Linked DNA regions of Homo sapiens: region 2 is linked to region 1. The links are chromatin loops, found by intact Hi-C in ENCODE. Cell type or tissue: heart left ventricle. All regions are shown on one strand. Region 1 overlaps AFDN (afadin, adherens junction formation factor). Region 2 holds the start of LINC02487 (long intergenic non-protein coding RNA 2487).

Region 1 (8,000 bases):
TGAGATGAAGTCTCACTCTGTTGCCCAGGCTGGAGTACAGTAGCACAATTTCGGCTCACTGCAACCTCTGCCTCCTCAGTTCAAGTGATACTCCTGCCTCAGCCTCCCAAATAACTGGTATTACAGACAAGGGCCACCATGCCCGGCTAATTATTGTATTTTTTGTAGAGATGGGGTTTCACCATGTTGGCCAGGCTGGTCTCGAACTCCTGACCTCAGGTGATCCGCCCACCTCAGCCTCCCAAAGTGCTGGGGATTACAGGCATGAGCCACCACGCCCGGCCCGATCATATTTTTTTTTTTAACTATACAAGAAACGGAACATAAAAAACCAGGTTATTTCATTATGTAAGTCTATCCAGGCAGCAAATGGCATATAAATGAGGTGTACAAGGTTGAAGTGCCGGCGGCCCTATTTATGGACACAGGGAAAGTGACACATGAGGAACAGCGGTGAGCTTCTCTCCTATTTGAAAGTCAATCTGATTATTTTTGTAAAGCACATGAGTATCACTACTTAGGCTACAAATTAAAAAGTGGGACATTTTTGATAATGTTAGCATGCAAATCAAAAATTATCCTAGTTTAAACTGATTCTTCAAATATCTCAAAATATCAAAATTTCTAAATATGTCACTTTGAAAACCTAACTCATAAGCAAAATCTCATTATGAAGATTGAAGAGTCTAACAAGCTGGGACCGACTACATTCTTCAGCACAAATGAAGGGTGAATGCAACTCACTGGTCCCAGCTCATTGGAGAGTGCCCTCCCCACCTCCACAAAAAAAAGCCCTAAAAACACCTGGAAACCAACAAGGATGAATTAGTATTTAAATTTCCTGGATTTCTGCAAAACATAATTTAAAAAGAATGAAATGTCCCGTTATAATACTTGAAAAATATTAATATATGGTCTAATTTCAAAGCAGCATGGTAATGGGAAACTTTTATTTACACTCAACCAATAGAAAGAAACAAGGAAGTAATGTAAAAGTTGAAAACAACTTTTCAGATTAGAAGAGCAGGTACAAATTTCTCCTCTATCTCACCACTAAGAAAATAAAACCATTTTGTAATGCAAAATAATACCATGCTTTAAAATAGTAACTTTTGAAAGAGTAAAAGTTTTTACTAAAGGCCAAATAATTGTCAATTTTCTGCACACAACTTTCTGCAATATATTACCAATATTCTGAAATTAAATACTCATAATCTATCACCAAGATATTCACAAAAACATGGAAATGCCCTGCTGGCTCCCATCAGTTTGAGTGGGAGATTCAGTCCAGCTATCGGCTCTGACAACAGGAGTAACAATGACAGCAGGCCAGCTTCTCTGCCACCTACCAAAGCTGCACACAGCAGTGTCCACCCCTAACTTCCTCTTGTGGGTAGTATGTGAGTAGAATCAAAGCCTTCTTGATTCCACTTACAATTATCATCCTAGAACAACAAATTTCCACCATGCAAAATTCTTTAACTTTTCCCACCAAAGCTACCTCTTTCAAGTTTTAACATGGCTCATTTTTACTGCAGGCTGGATATGTGGACAAGACCAACCAAAGTGACTTTATAATATGACTTTGAAATTATCAAACTATGGCCTTTGACTGTAACAATCATGGGTCGCTCCTCCCAGCATTCAGAGAATAGTAGCTCATGCCCTGGGTACTTGATAATTGTAAACTAGATTAACAAATCAGTTAATGAGTCAGTGTATCACCGGGAGGCCCTAAAATTCCCAAACTATCAATATCAAACTTTGCCACTCGTTTATAACCATCAGTAGGATTTGAAGACACACTATGAAATCTGCATTGGAGGGTATGTGAGTTATCTAGCCAGAATCTGTCACAATCGTTTGACACTAGAGCAAAATTAATGTTCCTAAAAAAACAAGAGTCCTTTCTAATTTATGGATGGTATGTTCAGCCGCCAAGCAGCTTTTACCAGATTTGCCAGAAAAATACCTAACAATAGTAACAAAATTTCACAGCACATTCTCCTCATTGAAACCTAAGCCATGTTCTTCAATGATCTCTGCTGCTGGCCAGAAATATGGTAGGAAGAGACATCTGCAGGCTTCCAAAGCAGGATCCACATGGCAAAAATACAGTAGGAGATTGTCTCACACATATAAAAACATTACAAGCAAAACCGAAGGGCAGACTAGGTGTGGGACACAGGCTGCTACTAGAATTGTGTTTATACAGAGAACAGAGATGGACAGTAACACTAGGAGTAACACATGTCACAAGAAATATATTACAACTCAAGAATAAAGGGCATTTGTATATAAGGGCAATAACTACAGGTACTATTGAGAGACCACATGTAACACACAGCGGAAGAAACTGTTTCAGACAATACATAATCTCTTTGGACAAACCTCAGTGAGCCTAAAAAATAAACAGGGAGTCAGGATATACCAGATCAAGATTTTTGATGCTGAAGGGAAGAAACAGGGCTGAAGAAAAGCTGATGATTGAAATGAACATCTAAGCATGAAATCATGACTCGCTACTGAAGGGAAGAGCCCATGTAAAGCTAATGACAAGGGACAGGAAATAGGGACACGGCTGATCAATGAAAAACATCACCTTCAGAAAGAAACAGTTAAAAGCTGTGAAGAATGGAAGGATGGTGTTTAAATACACTAGTTTAAAGATGAAAGTGTTAGAAAGAAATGGATTTTCTTGGGAAGCAGGGAGGAAAAGCACATGCTGGTTTCCTTGGATGCCACAGGTATGGTCATTTGCTGACACTTGGGGTGCAAGGTGAGGTGAGCAGCTGGGGATGGATCTTAAACAGCTGTGAACTTTACAAATAAATATATGTGATAACCCACCAAGTATTCATCTTGGAGAAAGACATTAATTCTAAATAGTCATATGTGGCCCAATGTGTAAGGTCTGGGTGGCTAATCAAAGGCATGCCGTAGAACAAAACAATGGGAAAGGCCAAGCAGGGAAGACCACGCGGGTTCATGTCTGTGCTTCAGGAAGAAAGCCTACAATCTAGGGGAGTTTTCAGTTGTTTTAAGCAGCATGAAAAATAGACAATGAAGTGGCTTAACAGGATGTTTTAAAAAGTAAAACCAAAGGAGAAGTCATATTCCCTACCTACAAAAAAATTTTACTAGATAGTCATTAAGAAAGGCTTTCTGTTTTCCCTTACTAAGCCCACAATGCAAGTCTTCAGAAAAGCACTAGGTGGAGCTAAAATATTCTGAATTCCTTAAGAGATCTTAATGTGTTTCATTATCAGTCACAGAAAAGAATACTTCAAAAAATTTTATAATCTTAGTTACACTGAATAATTACAAAGAACACCATGTTTTTTTCACAAAAGAAAAGGTACTGTTTTAGTATACTGGCTAAAAAACAAAGTTTAAATATAAACAATTTAAAACCAGTGAGAAATTCCAATTTTAAGACAAAGTCAAGACCTTTCTTCTTTCCTCTAAAACCAACCCAAGTTAACAATAGGAACCAAAATCACAAACTTCACTTTGATATTTTTTTAAAAATTGAAACAAAAATAAAAAGCCAAGATATCTATGAATAATCTGAACTACTTTAAGTATAATCAAAACATTTTAAATCTTAGGGTTAATCTATTTACCCAGGTTTATGTCTTGGGCCCTTAACCATCAGGCCTCCATCCACAGATCTTTTTGCAAGAGCATGATCCTGACTGGGGTCCACAAACTTAAATACATGGGACGCCCCAAACTGCACTTTCATGCCACTCTGCAGCATGGTGGTTTCTGAGATGCGCTGGCCTTCCACGTAGGTTTCTGCGTCCATACTTCTGGGCGTCACAGTGACCACTCCATCCATGTTGGTAAGGTCACAGTGATGGGGCTGAATTCCTGGGCCAAACAACTGGAAACCGAAGGAAACCAAAGAAACTCCCATCATGAAGTTCACAGCATTTAAACACAGAATGTTAAAACCGTGAGTACCCCTTTTATGACAAATATAACCTAATAAGCTCTGGATTTTTAGTGCCTTTTAAAGTGGATTTCCCTCAATCGTATAAAAATAATTAAACTGTCAAAAAAAAGTCAAACCAATCAGACCTTTTATTTTTAGTACCCAGTGACTTAAGGCATACTGTAACTTTGCATTAAAAAGCATACAGTTGGCCAGGCGCGGTGGCTCACGCCTGTAATCCCAGCACTTTGGGAGGCCGAGATGGGCGGATCATGAGGTCAGGAGATCGAGACTATCCTGGCCAACATGGTGAAACTCCGTCTCTACGAAAAATACAAAAATTAGCAGGCGTGGTGGCGCGTGCCTGTAACCCCAGCTACTCAGGAGGCTGAGGCAGGAGAATTGCTTGAACCAGGGAGTTGGAGGTTACAGAGAGCCGAGATCGTGCCACAGCACTCCAGCCTGCTGACAGAGTAAGACTGTCTCAAAAAAAAAAAAAAAAAAAAAAAAAGGCATACAGTCATCTTAACCAATATTTGTTAGATGGTTAATGGACAAATCTAAACAGATCATTAGCATTAAAGATTCCTATTATTATTTTTAGTGTTGTGCTAAGAAAGAAGAAATGGTAGAATTGAAAATGATATTAACAATCTGAACCCATCATCTTACAAATTGAGAACTAAGTACAGAGCAAGGGTGATTCGCCTGAATTCAACTTCAAAGAAGTGACAAATTCTGACTTCATTTATTCAAATAATGTGTTAAGCTCTGTTTTAAGTACTTGAGAACCATATTAAGCTAAATTTAATTAGAATTTACCGAATGCCTAATGCTATGTGGTCAGACCTCCAGTGATAAGCACTTCTGCATAGGTTATATCCTGTAATCCTGAAATAGACCTATAAAAGTATCATCACCATCTTTTAGAGAAAAGGAAGCAGTTTCAGAGCAATGTCATCACCAGCCCAAATTTCTAGAGGTGGAACTTGAACATAAACTCACATTCTGCTGTTTCCACACTAAAGCAGAGAAAAGTGACCCAGAGTAGATAAATTATTTATATTTAAATACAAGTCGGTAATTATAATTCCTTCTTTCATTACCATGTGGCAGGCTCTGTACAATACGTTATGCCTCCTGGAATGTCAGAGTTGCAGCAGGAAGCTCAGACTACGTACCTGGATAGAGTTGTCATCCAACTTTTCTGTCCCAACTTCAGTAACACTTAACTGAAGGCGGTAAAGCTTTGGCTTATCTCTAGAGTCAGAACCATCTGTGAGAAGAGAAGGAAGACAGCTCTATTTGCAAAGTCTAATATTACTGTCATGTTATTTCCAACAAACAAAAGGTTATCTCAGGCACTACAGTTCTCATTTCTCAGGATTTCTTTTCAAAAAATTCTCCAAACTTATGTAACACAATTTAACAAACTGGATACAGAAAATTCAAAATAAGAAATAAACGTATCAGTTTCTGATTAACACAAAGTGCTAACACTAGCATTAATTCCACCACATTCTTATTACATTGAAAAAGGCTTCTCTACCGCACTGCCCTGGACGTTTGTTAATGATTCTGAGGAGCAACTGTAGTAGCAATATGAAGCTCATCAAAGACACACAGGCCTTCCCTTCGGACCAGATCTTTCCTGCAGTATTCTTGCTGCCCTTATGGCACACAACACAATACAGGTTGAGGGCACAGCTAAATCACTGACGGAGGTTTTTAAATGTGCAGTTCTCATAGCGCTCCCCAGACCTGGATGAAAATCCTTGGGGATGAGGCCTAAGCATGTGTCCTCTGAAAAATCACCCCAAGTAATTCTGCTGTCCATTACTGATCAAGAATTACTGTTAAAAGTGGTTAGCTCCCTGGAGTAGAACTGGAGTAAAAGGAAGACTGGGTTTTTTGGCTTTTTTTTTTTTGTCATTTTATACCTTTATGAACTGTTGGAATGTTTAATTTATATGAGCATGTGTTTCCATGACAGGGAAGGGGTGAGGAGGAGGAGGAAGCTGCTCTGCCGAAGCCCTCTAGTCCCAATACACCTAGACATGTTTTCTCACTCTTCACCTACTGTATCCCAGATGAGGACAATGTCACTTCATTACCTTAACTAAAAATGAGGTATTCTGATTTCAGAGTTGACATATGAGAAAATGTGCCTTCCAGAACCCATGAATGATGATGTAACTGCAGAGCTTAGCACCTGCACCATAGCCATGGCAGTCAGTCTAGTGTGGCAAGCACACCACCCACCAAAGCTTAGGAAAAGGCCAAACCAGTAAGAGTCGCCAAGATCTGCTTTATGAGTGCCTTATAACTTTCAAACCCGCTGATTCCATTACCTGTTAAAATCTCTAGTCACTGCAATTAGGAACGTAAGCTTTGAGAGTTTCACACGTTAAACAGTTTGGAGTATGAGCGTGCACAGAGTTTGAGACTGCTAAAATCTCTCAGCAGTGGTACCGCTAAACTCTCACAGACAAAAGACACCATAAAAATGCAAGTCCTGTTAGAACTGATGTTAATTTTAGGGTACACAAAGTTACATTCTAATGACAAAATTTTCTATTTCTGAAATACTTCAGAAATCTGTGACATCGAGTAAAGGTAAGATGAGACTGAAGTACCTGAGAGACACTAATGCCTAACACCCATTAAGAAATTGTTCATCATCTGTGCTGCTTCACATCGTGTTGAAACATTTATTTTCAACTCTAACTGCTCTAAAGTCCTGATCTGAACAAGACATCAAAATCATCTGGGGCTTTTCCTGGACATAGGTAGCTCCCTTCTAGACCTGCTGAGTCCAAATCCTCCAGTAATGTTTACTATTTTGTGTGTTTTAACCACCAAAGGCAGTTCTAATGAACCCCCCTAGTTAAGAAATGTGTCCCCCTTATCTACTCCCAGAGCACCCCATCTGTTACATTAATTGTACCACTAACCGTATCGTATGATGATTTCCATCTACTTATCTCCCTCATCTCTGAGCTCCCTGGTGGCTAGGTTTACAAAAAAAAAAAAATTTTTACCCTGGCACTGATCACTCCACATACGGTCCATAGTTAGCAATCAATAAAGACTTGATGTGTCAGCAGTGAATACTTATATAAAAATAAAGAAAACTGAATGCAATATAGTCACAGAGAAATGACACAAATAAATTATAAAGAAAGCAAAAGCAGTAAATAAGTAATCATGTGTGAAACAAGAACATTTCAACGCAAAGTTAAAAACAGAACATGAAAAATGTGTTTAGAGATGAAAGAAAAATTCACATTCATATTCTTCCGAATTCTGAATGCTTCTGAAAGGTCTCTTATGAGACAATAAAGAGCTATCACACACCTTTCTACATCAACAGATTTCAAAACAGAGAAAGGGAGAGACAGAAGCTGCTTTCTCAGTCTCTCCCTTCTCCTCACCTCACCATGGTAATAGAAATTTGTCAACAGATAGAGAGATAAACATCCTTCCCAGGCTCTCTTATTACTTCACAGTAATAATAGGAAACCATAGTTAAAGCTGTTACAGATTTTGAAGAACCTAAATGGTGGCCACAGGATTCAGTGGATAAAGGGATGTTTGGTTTGAGCTGGGGAGGAAAGGGAGAGTGCAGTAGTCCATTCCCTCTCCAAATTAGAAGGACAGTTATCTCACAGGGAGTAACATATAAAACCGTTGCCAAAAACAAAAATCCCAAATTTTCTCCCCTTCCTCAACAAGTATTCTACAAATAGTCAATTTCTGCCCAAAGTGCCTGAGTCTCTTTCTTCCCCGTAGATAATGACAATAAATCTGGAGCACCTTGAAGAGCAGAGACAAATCTAAGTAACCCCACAACAGACAGTAACGGCACTGCTACCAGAAAGTTTTCCTATTCTACAGATGAAGGGAGGCAGACTGGCTGAGCACCGCCCAACGAGTGCTTTGAAACAGCACTCTGTCTTTACTCCCCAGCATCCCTCCACAGCCACTGCTGCTTTTGCCTTCAGTTCCTTCCCAGGGTGAACCTGGGAAAATAAAGACACAAAACAAGCTTCCAGTAAAT
Region 2 (8,000 bases), 200 kb after region 1:
TTTTTAACAGAAACATTTTAAAAGTTAAAAAAAAAAATGAAAAAATAGAAAAAAGCTTATAGAATGAGAATATAAAGAAAGAAAATAATTTTGTACAGCTGTATAATGTGTTTGTGTTTTAAGCAAAGTGTTATAAAAGAGTCAAAAAGTTAAAAAAATTTAAGTTTATAACATAAAAAAGTTACAGTAATCTAAGGTTAATCTACTATTTCGAAAAGAAAACTATTTTGCATAAATTTAATATATCCTAAGTGTACAGTGTTTATAAAGCCTGCAGTAGTTATGGTCACGACCTGGGCCTTCAGATTCACGCTCCACACACTCACTGACTCACCCAGAGCAACTTCCCGTTCTACAAGCCCCATTCATGCTAAGTGCCCTAAACAGGTGCAGCATTTTTAATCTTTGATACTGTATTTTCTATTGTCCCTTTCTTATGTTTAGATACACGAATACTTACCATTGTATTTCAGTTGCCCACAGTATTCCCCACAGTCACATAGGGCACAGGTCTGCAGCCCTGGAGCAACAGGCTCCACCACGCAGCCCAGGTGTGTAGCAGGCTGCTCCGCCCAGGTGTGTGTCGGTGCACTCTGATGAAATTGCCTAATGATGCATTTCTCAGAATGGATCCCCATCATTAGGTGACACCTGACTATATTTCAGTATAAGTGTTTGTGTGTGAATTTTTAGCATCTTACTCTTCTTAATGGTTGATTGTCGGCTCTGCTTTTAAAGCTTTAAATTTCAAAAGCCTCATAATTGCTAAAACCATGGTTTTCCTTTTTTCTTTTTCTTTTTTTTTTTTTTTTAATTGAGACAGGGTCTCACTCTGTCACCCAGGCAGTGGCGTGATCTCGGCTTACTGCAACCTCCACCTCCCGGGCTCAAGCAATTCTCCTGCCTCAGCCTCTCAAGTAGCTGGGATTACAGGTGTGCGCCACTACTGCCTGGATAATTTTTGTATTTTTAGTAGAGGTGGGGTTTCACCATTCGGCCAGGCTGGTCTTGAACTCCTGACCTCAAATGATCCACCCACCTCAGTCTCCCAAAGTGCTGGGATTACAGGCATGAGCCATGGTGCCCGGCCATCATTGTTCTTTGTGATCTATGATAAATAGAAAGCAAATAAGTTAAACTTATCAAGTACTATTTATTAAGTGCTTGACAAGTGTTTCCCAGGTGTGGAAGACATATCATTGGTGTTTTGAGAAATCATTTCAGGTAATGCATGCAGAATAGTTTGATTTTAATGGATATTAGGGGAAAAAAGTACTATATTTTAAAAGAAAGTACTGCAGGCCCATGCTTTGGTAATTATTTTTACTTAAGAAAAATGCTATGCTGAGTTTTTAAGTTGAAAAGTGAGTCAACTTAAAAAAAGCATAAGGTAAATAACACTGTATGTGGTAAGAAAACATAGTTAAAAGTATGGTGATAGAAAACAGTTACTAAAGCTTGAGAATTGGAGAGCATGAATCAAACATACTCTCGAACCGAAGAGCTTATTTTCCACATCATGCATCTTTTTTTGAGTCTTTTTTCTTTAGGGTACCATGTGGCATATCTTACTCTGGCATTTGTGAATGGGCTATATTCTCTGCCGTCACTATCTTTGTCATTTTACAACATCACACAGCTTATTTAAAGTTACACGACTGTGTATGTTTAAGCTTTTCAAAATAATTACCTAACGTATTTGTGAAATACCACTCCATGAGACGCGGTGTGTGTGTGTGTTTTGGGAGAAAGGCCGCGGAAGGACATTTACTCTCCTCACGCTCCCGTGCTCCCCGTCTGGCCTTGCACTCATTTAATCCGGGGTTCCTGTTCCTGATCGTTTCTTTAGCCAAATTTTTATTTTGTAGATTTTATAGGAACTGAGTATCATAAATAGATTTTGAAGTTTCCTTCCTCCCTTCCTCCCTTCTTCCTTTTCTCTCTCTCTGTCTCTCTCTCCCTCCCTCCCTGCCTCTCTCTCTCTCTCTCTCTCTCTCTCTCTCAGATGGATTCTCGCTCTGTCACCCAGGCTGGAGTGCAATGATGTGATCTCAGCTCACTGCAACCTCCGCCTCCCAGGTTCAAGCTATTCTCCTGCCTCAGCCTCCCGAGTAGCTGGGACTACAGGCGCCCGCCACCACGCCCGGCTAATTTTTATGTGTAGAAATTTCTTATGCCACTTATTTTAACCAGTCTCTGGGGACTTGGCCAACATTTCTATAGCGGGACTTTTACATTTTTGAGCTAATCTTTGCTTCTTATCTCAGTTGACTGAATGTATTTTGCAGTTCATTTTCCCAGGAAGGTGTATACTTTGTATGCTCTTGCATATTTGACATAATTCCTACGCTTTTGATTAAGTTCTCTCTATTGACCAGCAGGCAAGAACGCGATGTCAAACATACAAGCCTGTCTACACAGGGAGGAAGATTTGCCTGTGCTGGGCCCTGAGGACCACATTTTCCCTCCTCCCTGGACTCTGCTGTTCATCGGGCTCTGGTGCCCAGCACTGCACAGTGGAAACCTGAGGCCATCTTCGCCTGCATGTTTTGTGTGTGACTCTTTTCTCCTGAGTGCTGAGAGTATTTTGCGAGTCACTTCCTCACACTGACTCTGGGATAGGTAAAGGCGAGGCGAGATGCATTCGCACTGCTCTCCACAGCTCCTTATTTGGGAGCCCCTAGTCTCATTTCCACAGGGGACACACAATCATCTATGATGTGATATTCATGCTCTACAATTCTCCAACTTTAGTCTTTTTTTCCATCACCATAATTTTAGCTGTATTTTCTTACCACATACAGCATTATTTACCTTATACTTTTTTAAGTTAATTCACTTTTCAACTTAAAAACTCAGTATAACATTTTTTCTTAAGTAAAAGTAACTACCAAATCACGGACCTGCAGTACTTTCTTTTAAAATACAGTACTTTTTTCCCCCTAATCTCCTAATAGGCCTAGAAGATAACATTTCCTTGTACTAATGGTTCTGAAGGACAACTTAAAACAAAAACATGAGGGTTTATGACCCTGACTGGCGCTCTGTTCCCGAAGACACAGGCTCCTGGAAGCTCCCTGGGGATGGCCCCTCATCCAGGGTCCCCTCCACCGCGAGGTGCGGAGGAAGGTCTGTGGCTGACTCCAGTTTCCTCCAGCGGTCGTGTGCTGGATTTTTTGGTTCTAGGACTGCGGGTAAATGGATTTTAGCCATGAAAGGAAATAGGTGGTGCTTTCAGCTACAAGAGACAGAAACTCTGACTCAAGCTGCTTTTAAAAGAAAAGAGGAAATGTCTTACTTCACACACCAGGAAGCAGGAAGCACAGGGCGGGTGTCACCGTGGGAGGGGGATGAGCCAGGGCTGAGCCGTGGCATCAGGCTGGGCTCCTCTCCCCACCCTTGCTGTCCCAGGGCCAGCTTTGTCCCCAGGCTGGCTCCTGCAGTCAGAGATGAGAAGAAGCTTTGGGTGGTGTCAGAGACAGGACTCAGCCCCAGCCACGGGGAACCTGAGTCCTTCTCTCTAGCCCGACTGGGCTGATGTGAGCCCCGTCCTCACCCAGGACCCAGCACTTTCCTCAGAGGAGGCACCGTCAGGCGCTGAGCTGCATGGCTGTGGCTCTGCCAGAGCACAGCGTGTTAGAACCGCAGCCCCCGCACCACAGAGCTCGGAGTGGGCCCTGCAGTCCACTTGAAGCCAGGTCCCCAGATGTTTCTGATGTGTGCCAGGCTGGGGACCAGCCAGTCAGGCTAATCCAGCTGGCCTCCCTGCAGCTGGGGGAGGAAACCCCACAAGATGAGAGGGTGCGAGGATGGGTAGGAATTTGAACACAATCTTGGTTTTGTCAGCAGGAAGAAGTGGTCCCTGTGGCTGCAGCTGGGGGGAGACTTCTCACATCCCCTCCGTCTGTGTTCTAGTTGGGGAAGAAGCGGACAGTGGAGGCTGGGGACCCAGCTCTACTCACAGGGCAAGTGTGGCAGAGGCCCCAGCGTGGAGCCTTTCCGTCTGGGGCCATAGAGCCCCCAGCGTGGGGCCTTTCCGTCTGGGGCCATAGAGCCCCCAGCGTGGGGCCTTTCCGTCTGGGGCCATAGAGCCCCCAGCGTGGGGCCTTGCTTTCATGCTGGATCTGGGAATCTAGACAGCAGCCAGGGAGGGGGCCGTCTACAGTCTCCTAGCTCCAGGCTTTGGGCTGCTTGCAGGAAGAGTTGGTTCTGCAGAGCAGGCTCCACGTCGTATTGCCCTGCAGGCCGTCCAGTGCTTGGGGGATGGACTGTGTCCTAGACCCTAGACCTGGTTGCTGCAGAGGGAGGGGCTGGAGGCACGGCATCCGGGCTGGTGGGGACAGGTTCTGGACACTGCCCCATGGTACTCAGCTGCGGGCACACACAGCCTGTTCCTGCCTGGTGGGGAATATTGCTGCCTGGCAGGGGACGTGTGGCCCTGTTGATGTCAGACCCTCTACCAGCAGAGGGTTCTCCTCTCCCCGCCTGCTCTTGCCTGACACGCAGGCCATCATGGTGGTTGAGTGACATAGATGGAGGTGCGATGGGGGCCACTGCAGCCCCCACATGCTGGGCTCCCCACACTGCCCTCGCAGTGCTGTGATGGTCTCCATGACACCGCCCAGCTCTTCCCACGGGTGCCATGACATCTCCTGGGACTCGCGTGTTTCTCCTAAAGGTGCCTCTTGCTTCTGCCTTGGGTCGCTTAGTGGCTGATCCAGGCTGGAGCATCCCCGTCTGAGAGCAAGTGGTTTTTTACTAGTCCTCTTCCAGGCTACCCACCAACCCATCCCCAGGGCCTGGTGGTTAAGCATCTGGTACCCAAAAACAGACAGCCTGGGTTCAAACCTCAGCTGCGGTGTAGACTGACCATGTGACCTCTGCAAGCCTTCTAATTGCCCTAATTCGCAACTCCCTCATCTGGAAAGGAGGGGAAATTGTAATTCTCTTATGGTGTAGGTGTTACATTAAATAGTGACCACAAAGTGCCTAGGAGGTGAAAAGAGCTCCAAATGGGTAACAATTTCTACCCTCCTGCAGTTCCCTGGGTAGGGATGGGCACAGGCCGGGGAACTCCTTACGAGGGTCTGTGAGCTCTGAGGCACCTGAGACCTCATTGCCCTGACCCGTAGGATGGACTCCGGTGGCAGAGGAACTGGAGGCTGGTAGTTTGGACACAGACCTGTTTACAGCCTTCGAACCTCACTTTAAAGAAATTTCTGCCCTTGCACCTAGCTTATTGCTCAGGAAAGTAGAAAAGCGAAAAGCCTTTTCCTGCTGAAAATCAATGGCTCTCTTTAAAATATTAAAAGAACAGACAGGAGGAGATGGCACGCCACGATGGCAGGGGCAAGGCCACCGCCCTGAGGCTGCAGCTCAGAACAGATGCTCCGAGTGCAGCCAGATGGTGTGATTGAAAGGAAGAGAGCGGCCAGCAGTTCCAGAGTGGCCGCCTGGAGACAGCCCTCAGAGGTGCAGCTCTGCCAACACTCACGGACCCACGGCACTGACTTGCCATCACCAAGAGAATATTCTGTGATTCATTCATGAAACAAAGGTTTTCGTGGTATGTGAATGTTGTGTAAGGATTGTGAAGGATATAAAGAAGTTATTTCGATTATCTCAGTGTTTCCTGTCAGTATAGATCATGTGTGCACAAATCTTATAATAAATGAAATTAGTTTTGCATTTCTGAGTGCTTTGTTTGAAAAAGATACCCTGTAGTATATGATAAAAAGTAATTCTTTGCCAAAACAAAAAGAATCCTTCGCCAAATGTGTCTTTCACAGCCCATACTCCTCCCCCTACAAATAAAAGTCCAAAAAAAAGAAAAAGAAAAAAAGAAAAAAGAGAGAGAAAAGAAAGCGAGAATGTGGCCCTGCTGGTTCGTGTAACAGCAATAATCCTGAAGATGAAGATTCTCAGTAGAGAAACAGATCACATATAGCCAGAAGTGTCAGGATAAATCCCTTCTTATTACAAAGAACAATAGCAATTTTAAAAACTCATATAAAGATAACTTTACATTAAAAAACTCTTTATTGCTTTTTTCCTGTCCGTAAAAGAAATACAGCCTAGTTAAAAATATCAAACAAAAAAACCTAAACAGTGGAGAAATGGAAAAAGATCAGAAATTAAATACTTCCATCATCTCCACTGCCCCTCGAGCCAGAGCCTGGTAAACACCCTTCACGTTTTGTTTCTCGCTGCCTGTTCTGAGACAAAGGTGGCACATGAGTTCATCCTTATAAGAACTGGATCATGCTCTACATATGGCTCTGGCACATTTTTTTAACTTAATAATATGTCTCAGACTTCTTTGCACATCAATGCCTATTGATCTATTTCATTCTTTTTAATGGCTGCCTTGCATGGCTCTACCATGATTTATTTAACCAAATCCCTGTTGATTGACATTTGGGTTCTTTCCAATTTTTGCTATTACAGACAATGTTACAATAGAGATCTTTGTCTGTAAATCCTTGTGGACTTCGTGAATATTTCTTTGGACGAATCCTCAGGAGTGAAGTTGCTTGGTCATAGAGATGTGCGTGAGCGTGCACCCCCAGGCTCCACGCCCACCTTGCCCTGCCCTCCCCCATCAGAGGATGGGAAGGGGCGGGGGAGTTGAGGTAGGCCTTTATAAGGAAGCAGAAAGCTTGGTCTTGGTCTATGGTTGCAGCTTTTAGGAGGCCACGGCTTTTACTCCCAACAGGCCCACTGAGACTAATGGGGCCACACTACTGGGAGGGGGGTGAGAATTAACTCATTAAATGAGCATCATTCTGCATAATTGTGTGAAATACGGATTTTATTGTGAGTGGAAGGCCTTGCAAACGAAGGACAGAGACTGTTTCTTTCATGTTTCAGCAGTGTTTCTCAAAGCATGGTCTTTAGACCGTCTGAGTGAGAAACCCCGGGGCAATGATTTCGCTGGTTCCCAGTCAGATCTGCCACTGCCGAATCTGTGATGAGGCCCAGAAAGCTCCTGACAGACGGTGCCTCTGTGTGCAGCAACAGGAGACCACGGCGGTCTCACCTGGTGAGTGGCGACTGCGTGTATTTCTCGTGTTCTTCGTGTTTGTGGACTTCCCACCACCACCTCATTCTGTTCTCTCCATTTGTCATGATTTTCCTTGCCTTTTTTTTTTTTTTTTTTTTTAGTATTTAGTTTTTTGTCTTTGATTGAAATGATTGTGTTTTATTCTCTCTTTTCCTTCAGGGCCTAGAAGTTGTATCTATTATTTTAGTGCTTACTCAAAAAATTTTAGCCTATTGCACATAATAAGACCTAAAAAACCAATATCCATACCCTGCTCTGAAGAACAGGTGGACCTCAGAACACTTTAGTATCTACAGCCCTGACTGACCTTCTTTGTTACTGGGCTGGCATTGTAGTTTCAGGCTGTTATTAAGCCCTTAGAGTCTTCATGGCTGCCACTGTTGTTTTTGTTATTATTATTATTATTGATTTTTTTATCATCAATGTTCACATTTACTAATATTTTTGTATATCGCATTACTCAACATTCCTAGTGAATCCCATTTTTCTTTCTGGTTTTAATTTGCTTCTTACTCAGGAAACTCTTCCACAGTTGTCATTTCAGCAGCGCTCCACAAGTGGTAAGTTCTTCTAGACATTGTCCAAAAATGTCTTTCTTGCTCTCCCTATTAAACAGTAGTTTAGCTCAACATAGTTTGTGGGAAATCTGGTGTCAGTCCAATTGCCAGAAAAATTATTGTCGTTTGTTGTACTAGTAATATGCCTTTTCTCTCTGTTTTTTTTTTTTTCTTTTTTTGACTGAGTTTAGCTCTTGCGGCCGAGGCTGGAGAGCAATGGCGTGAACTCAGTTCACTGCAACCTGTGTCTTCTGGGATCAAGCGATTCTCCTGCTTCAGCCTCCAGAGTAGCTGGGATTAAAAGCACCCGGCACCATGCCCAGCTAATTTTTTGTATTTTTAGTAGAGATGGGGATTCACCATGTTGGCCAGGCTGGTCT

What was found. Hi-C counts contacts between places; a loop is a spot of excess contacts. Peaks named below come from ENCODE experiments on the same cell type or tissue, not always from the same donor. Only the 100,000 strongest peaks of a DNase experiment are listed, where the experiment ranks them.
Region 2: a loop joins it to region 1, with 2.4 times the contacts of the local background. A loop is called at or near these places in 4 of 110 quality-filtered maps.

What each region holds. Positions count from the first base shown.
Region 1 is chr6:167,894,094-167,902,093 of GRCh38, reverse strand. AFDN (afadin, adherens junction formation factor) reads right to left here. Exons shown (of 34, transcript NM_001386888.1): 10 at 5,122-5,216; 11 at 3,627-3,889. Among named protein-coding and RNA genes, the nearest start is that of AFDN, 71 kb to the right of the region's middle. RefSeq lists an enhancer at 7,806-8,000. In heart left ventricle, a CTCF peak has its summit at 3,207 (motif pointing right); no DNase peak of the experiment used is centred here.
Region 2 is chr6:167,694,958-167,702,957 of GRCh38, reverse strand. LINC02487 (long intergenic non-protein coding RNA 2487) reads left to right here and starts at 6,669. Exons shown (of 7, transcript NR_117092.2): 1 at 6,669-6,754; 2 at 6,871-7,042; 3 at 7,581-7,623. RefSeq lists enhancers at 3,290-3,439, 3,580-3,659. In heart left ventricle, no CTCF peak of the experiment used is centred here; a DNase peak (open chromatin) is centred at 3,367; H3K4me3 peaks cover 832 bases; H3K27ac peaks cover 1,967 bases.